Regions from separate parts of the Homo sapiens genome. Here region 1 is linked to region 2. The links are chromatin loops, found by intact Hi-C in ENCODE. Cell type or tissue: ovary. All regions are shown on one strand. Each heading gives the region's core, and the rest is flanking DNA. Links, peaks and the distances in the headings are about the cores only. Region 1 overlaps SMARCA2 (SWI/SNF related BAF chromatin remodeling complex subunit ATPase 2). Region 2 overlaps LOC107987043 (a long non-coding RNA gene).

Region 1 (2,916 bases), core at 182-2,681, 52 kb after region 2:
TAAAAACAATCACACTCTGATGCATGATTTTACTTTTGGTAATCTACTCTGGGCTGAAACAGATAATCATCAAGATGTTCATGACAGGATTACTTAAAATAAATAATTCAAAGCAGCCAAAACGTTTAACAGTTGTGGAAAGAACAAGTAATAGAATGCAAGAGAGTCTAAAATTATGTATTTTAAAGAAAAAAATGCTTGTTACGTCATTATAAAAAAAAAAAAAAAAAAAAACAGGCCGGGCGCGGTGGCTCATGCCTGTAATCCCAGCACTTTGGGAGGCCGAGGCAGGTGGATCACCTGAGGTCAGGAGTTCAAGACCAGCCTGACCAACATGGAGAAACCTCATCTTTACCAAAAATAAAAAAATTAGCCGAGTATGGTGGCGCATGGCTATAATCCCAGCTACTCAGGAGGCTGAGGCAGGAGAATCGCTTGAACCCAGGAGACGGAGGTTGCAGAGAGCCGAGATTGTGCCATTTGCACTCCAGCTTGGGCAACAAGAGCGAAACTTCATCTCAAAAAACAAACAAACAAACAAAAAAAACCCAAAAAAACAGAGGATATCAAATTGTAGTGCAGTACAACTTCAACCTCAACAAGGATTTAAAAAAGGCATTGAAAAACGACCAGAAGGAGATATGCCAAAGCATAATGAAAAATAATAATTTACTCTTATTCACCAAAATGAAGATTTATGATTGAATGTAATTTAGAACCATTTTATCCATAAATAAAGTAGGTCCCAACAAACACTTTAATTGGGTTACCTTCATTGAAAACATGCCATAAGTCAAATATCTAATTTTATTTTTCCAAAGAAATTACGTTTAAGGATCATAGGACCAACCTTTATTTTTATCACCATAAGCAGCACGTTTTACCAACTGGCACTTTTTAACTATCACATAAAGCCAAACAAATAAAAGAATACAATCATTACACAAAAGTTTTAATATGTTGTATGTTGCAACCATCAGAATCTTCTTTTCAGTTTCTATGCATTTCTTCAGGATTCTCCCATTGCATTTATTACTACAAAGCAAAGGTGCTTGAAACAGGACGTAAGATCCAGAGAGTGTTTTTGTGTGTGTATTGTTGGGGGGGGGCGGGGACAAGCATTTTCAAAAAATGTTTTTGAGTAGATTTGTCAGCTATCACTCAGCTTTCGGAAATACTGTCTTAGGATGGCTACTTTTCTGCCCTCTTTCTCACTTGACGTTTCATAACAGTGGGTGCAGGTACAGAACTCCACTGCCCATCTGACTAAATGTGATGACAGACAGACACCGGATGACCCGCAGCTTCCTCAGCCGGCCATTTCTACAGTTTTTCCCACCCCACCTTGTAGACGTTACACGCGCTCATGACTCAAAGCGTCCCTGTCTTTCAAAATGTAAGAACCCACACGTTCCCTTCCACTGAATATCCTGTCCTTTGATCCTTTCCTGCCTCTCCATTTCCTTTTTTTTTTTTTTTTTTTTTTTTTTTTGAGAGAGGGTCTCACTCTGTCCCCCAGGCTGGACTGCAGTAGCACGATCAGGGCTCACTGCACTGTAGCCTCGACCTCCCAGGCTCAAGCAATCCTCCCATCTCAGCCTCCTAAGTAGCCAGGACTACTGGAGTATGCCACCACACCCACCTCATTTTTGCATTTTTGTAGAGACAGGCTTCCACCATCTTGCCTCGGGTGGTCTCGGACTCCTGAGCTGAAGCAATCCGCTTGCCTCGGCCTCCCAAAGTGCTGGGAATTACAGGTGTGAGCCACTGTGCCTGGCCTTTGCTTCCCCATTTCTTAATGGTAAAATGCTTCAAAGCTTTTGGCTGAATTGCGACCAAATTAAAAAGCACAAAGCTTCTGCAGACAAAATCAAATGCCTCTCCATCTGTGCCCAAGTCCCACACGCTGCTTTGTTAAATGGGTGGGTCGTGGCAGGCACCGGAGTGCTGCTTTTTCCTACAATGGCTGTTGTAATAAATCCTCAAGGAAGACATATTAGGTGTGATTCTAAAGGAGTGAGACAGATTTTTTTCCCCCATTAATATACAAGGACATATATATATCCAAATAACTGCGATCTCTCAGAGCAATCCCTTTTTAATCAAAACATTTATAGAGTGGTTTGGAAAACAGTGTGTCAGCCCTGTAAGAAAATCCATTTTGTTATTTCCAGCTGAGCCTCCTTCCCTTCCTTCAGAGAGGGGTCCTTTATGCTGGTGTTGGCCTGGAGCTTGAGAGGCAGAGACCCTCGAAAGAGGGGCTTCAGGGCCAGGCTAATGCTGGAAGATAAGGGGAAGCATTCTGTGTCTCGGGAAACAGACGGACTAAGTTTATTTGTGGGCTGCCCACCTGCTGTACGTGGGCATAACTGGCTGAGCACCATAAATAAGTATCGAGTCACCAAGAGTCAAAGCAGCCTGTTTCAGCAAACATTTAAAGTATCAATATTTGTAATGAGGGCAAAATAAAGCACTGGAGTCCACATCTCCGAGCAGATTCTCTCTGCACTGAATGTAATATTTGGGCTCCAATTCAGCATTTCCCAAAGTGTGCTCCACAGAACACTAGCTTAATGGGTTAGTAACAGTGTCCCGTGAAAAGGGGGTTCTTTGGTCAAATAAGTTTGGGAGATGCTGGGTTAAGCAGTTAAACAGCTGACTTTACAGCAAGACTTCCCAGGGCCTCTGGCTGTACTGGGAATCTCCAAGAAGGAGTAGGAAGGCTAGAGTTGGAAGAACTCACTCTGGGAAGCATCATGAAATGCTCATGCACCAGACAATGCATGAGGCGCTGACCTCAGGAGGCTGCTACTCTACACGATAAACTGTCAGCTTGATTCTGGGTCCAAACTATCAGAAACAGAGAATGAATGAAAAAAGGTGCTTCACCTACACCTAAAATTTCCCAGAAGTGTA
Region 2 (2,916 bases), core at 137-2,636:
AGAATTAATTTATAGTGTGTGTCTGAGGGTAAGGGTGCTTGAGCATATTAGTAAATGATAGAGCCATGTTGAGGATGAGGAGAAACCGACAGTGTCTTTCAAGGTACTTCTCCCATAGTATCAGTACATGTGTTTGCACGTTGATTTATTGGTTTATCCCATTCTCCTTACTATGCACTAGGCCAGTGCTAGACTCTGGAACAAAATGATGTCCCCTGACAACACACACAAAAAATTCACTCTCCACTCTTTCTTCTTCCCTGAACTCCTTCCCCAGAAACCACTTCCAGGTGTGCTTCTGCCTCATGCTCAGGGCCACTCAAAGCCAAGTCTTTCCAACTTTATCACTTCCTTTGTTTTGAAGAAGGGTCAGAGGAAGTGCTTTTACCATGTGTTTTGTTTCTTGTGCAAAGCCCACAGGACCTGATGGTTTGGCGCCCCCCAGGGGTACCCAATGGGCCTCTTTCCTGCTCACTAACAGATAAGGGGAACTGAGGGGCCCACGGAGGCCAGCCTGAATGATAAACTTTATGTACCCTAAATTTTCTAATATTTAGGGGTCAGGGGAAGGGGAGACTGCAGTCCCTGGAAGCTTTCTTTAGTGTAACTTGAGGCTAAGATGCCTAAGATGTGCAATGAAAACTAATTCTGCTCTGCCCTAGTCCAATGACATTGGACAAGTGGCTTAAATTTCCTCATATGTAAAACGGGGCCAATAATGGCTAATTTCAATGTTTTTGTTAGAATAAAATTAGACAGTGATTTACAGATGAACTTCAAAATGGCCCAGAGAAGATGATATGACCCATGTTTTCAGTCTCCAAAGTCCGGAGGGTCTTTGTTGTCTCAGCGAGTAAATAGAGTTGAGACCAAGCCAGTCCCACTCCTAGAGAGTTAGTCCTCATACGTAGAACTAGAGCAGATCCAGACACACTGGAATGGCTCAGAACAGGGGGCACTTGTGTTGCCAGGTGCCAAGTGGTGTTTTTATGAAATCAGGGTCCCCATGGTCAGCTGATCCCACGTGCGTGCTGATTGGCCAGCCTGTTGTCTAGATAGCAGTTCAGTTTCCATGGATCTCAACCCAGCATGATGCAATCAGTAGGGATGTGAGGCACTTGTTGTTTTGCTTTTCCCTTAGTCTTTAATCATCCAGTGGGAGTCAAAAACTCACTGCCTTGGCAAGAAACCCCAGGCTTTGTAATCAGTCCTTCCCTGAAAATCAGGTCATGGTGTTTCAAAAGACAATTTTCTGAAGGAAGATGTTTTTTAAAGAAGTGTTCAAACTTGCTGGCATTTTTACAAGGATAGTATTGATCATCCATGTCAACCTTCCTGAAGAACTGTTTGTCTGCCTTCCACTATTGCCACTTGCAGTCTGCCTTATCAAAGTAGAGGGCTAGGGTGAGACAGACCTGTGTAATGAAGAAGCCAAACAGAGATTCAGAAGTGTTAAGCCTCCCCTAGGAGAAACAAATGATCACTGGGACTTAGGCTATCTGTAGAAAAATAAGCTGTCTGCACTTACGTGTTGGTAGTTTTCATCATAAAAATCACAGAATATTAGAGCTACAAGGAGCCCTAGAGCTTTTCAGTTCATCCCCTTCATTTGATAGACATAAAAACTTACACCAGACAGGTGGAGTGATTTGCCAAGGGTTACCCAGAGAGTGAAAGCTTTAGGACTTGAACCCGTGTCTTCTAACTCTCAAGCACAAAATCCTATTCACCGCATTTGTGTTATTAGCTAGTTCTAGGAGACATGCTGAGCTTTGTAGAATGAAGGTAGAAGGACAATATTTATACACAGAGGGGCTAAGCTCAGTGAAGGTGGGTGGGAAGCATGGGGAAGTTGAGCAGGCGCCCCTTTATTAGCCCAGGAAGGGAGTCAGCCAGCAAGAAGAGCTCGCTGAGGTATGGGATGTCTCAGGGAAGGACGAAGATTGTAGCTGTAGGACTTTACTTTAGGACATTCGGAGAGGTTTTAGGACAAATTTCTGGTCAATCACATTCTATAAACCAGAAGAGGGTGGGGGCAGTGAACGTGTTTGTGTTGTACGCTTCTATAGCCCCAGCACCTGGCATACTCGTTCATTTATTTACCACGTTTACGGAACACGTATGGCTGCCGGGGAGAAAACGAGGTGCAGATATTGGCAGAGGCAGGAAACCAAATTGTACATAAATAAATGTAAAAGTTACAATGTATTCAGAAAGCAAAACTATACATTTCCACAGGTAGATAACTTACGTTGTATGTACATGTTATTTAAAAAATGAATGAGAAAAAACACACCAAACTCATTGTGGGAAGGAGACTGGGGAATCATGGTTTAAGTGAATTGCAGGAGTTTTTAAAAATAAAAATGCACTTATGTGTTAGAAATCAAAATAGTGGCCATTCCCTTTGGGAGGTGGTATAGTCACTGGAAAGGGGTGGGGGAGTTTTGATTTGAGCACTGGGTGTGTTCATCGGGTGAAAATGTATGGGGCTAAATTTTCAAGTATGACTTTTCTGTATGTGTTACATTTCCATAAAGTTTACCCAAACTGTATTCGGGTGATATTTTTTCTATTAGTATTTTTTATTATAACTTTTATTATTTATTATTTAGTATATTATAGTATACTCACTTCAGGTATACTACTTATGAAGTGGTATAATTTTATTTCAGTATGAACTTGGATTCATTATAAATATTTTATAAAAATGTGTAAAAAGAAGTATAAAATCACTAAAAATGTATAAAAAGTATAATTAAAATGTTTTTTAAAAGAAGAGAATATTGAATTATTTAAAATGCTCAATTAAAACCACAAAAGGCAGACAAAAAGTGGAAGACAAAATCGGAGCAAAGAAGAAAGGCAACGAATAGGAAATATTAACAAACATGGTAGATAACAATCCAACTATAT

What was found. Peaks named below come from ENCODE experiments on the same cell type or tissue, not always from the same donor. Only the 100,000 strongest peaks of a DNase experiment are listed, where the experiment ranks them.
Region 1: a loop joins it to region 2, with 2.7 times the contacts of the local background. A loop is called at or near these places in 4 of 110 quality-filtered maps.

What each region holds. Positions count from the first base shown.
Region 1 is chr9:2,173,501-2,176,416 of GRCh38, reverse strand. All of the region lies in intron 29 of SMARCA2 (SWI/SNF related BAF chromatin remodeling complex subunit ATPase 2), which reads right to left. LOC107987043 (a long non-coding RNA gene) reads left to right here. Exons shown (of 5, transcript XR_007061395.1): 4 at 1-1,396. Among named protein-coding and RNA genes, the nearest start is that of SMARCA2, 160 kb to the right of the region's middle. In ovary, for the core only: no CTCF peak of the experiment used is centred there; no DNase peak of the experiment used is centred there.
Region 2 is chr9:2,225,829-2,228,744 of GRCh38, reverse strand. All of the region lies in intron 2 of LOC107987043 (a long non-coding RNA gene), which reads left to right. Among named protein-coding and RNA genes, the nearest start is that of SMARCA2, 210 kb to the right of the region's middle. In ovary, for the core only: no CTCF peak of the experiment used is centred there; a DNase peak (open chromatin) is centred at 1,094; H3K27ac peaks cover 2,121 bases.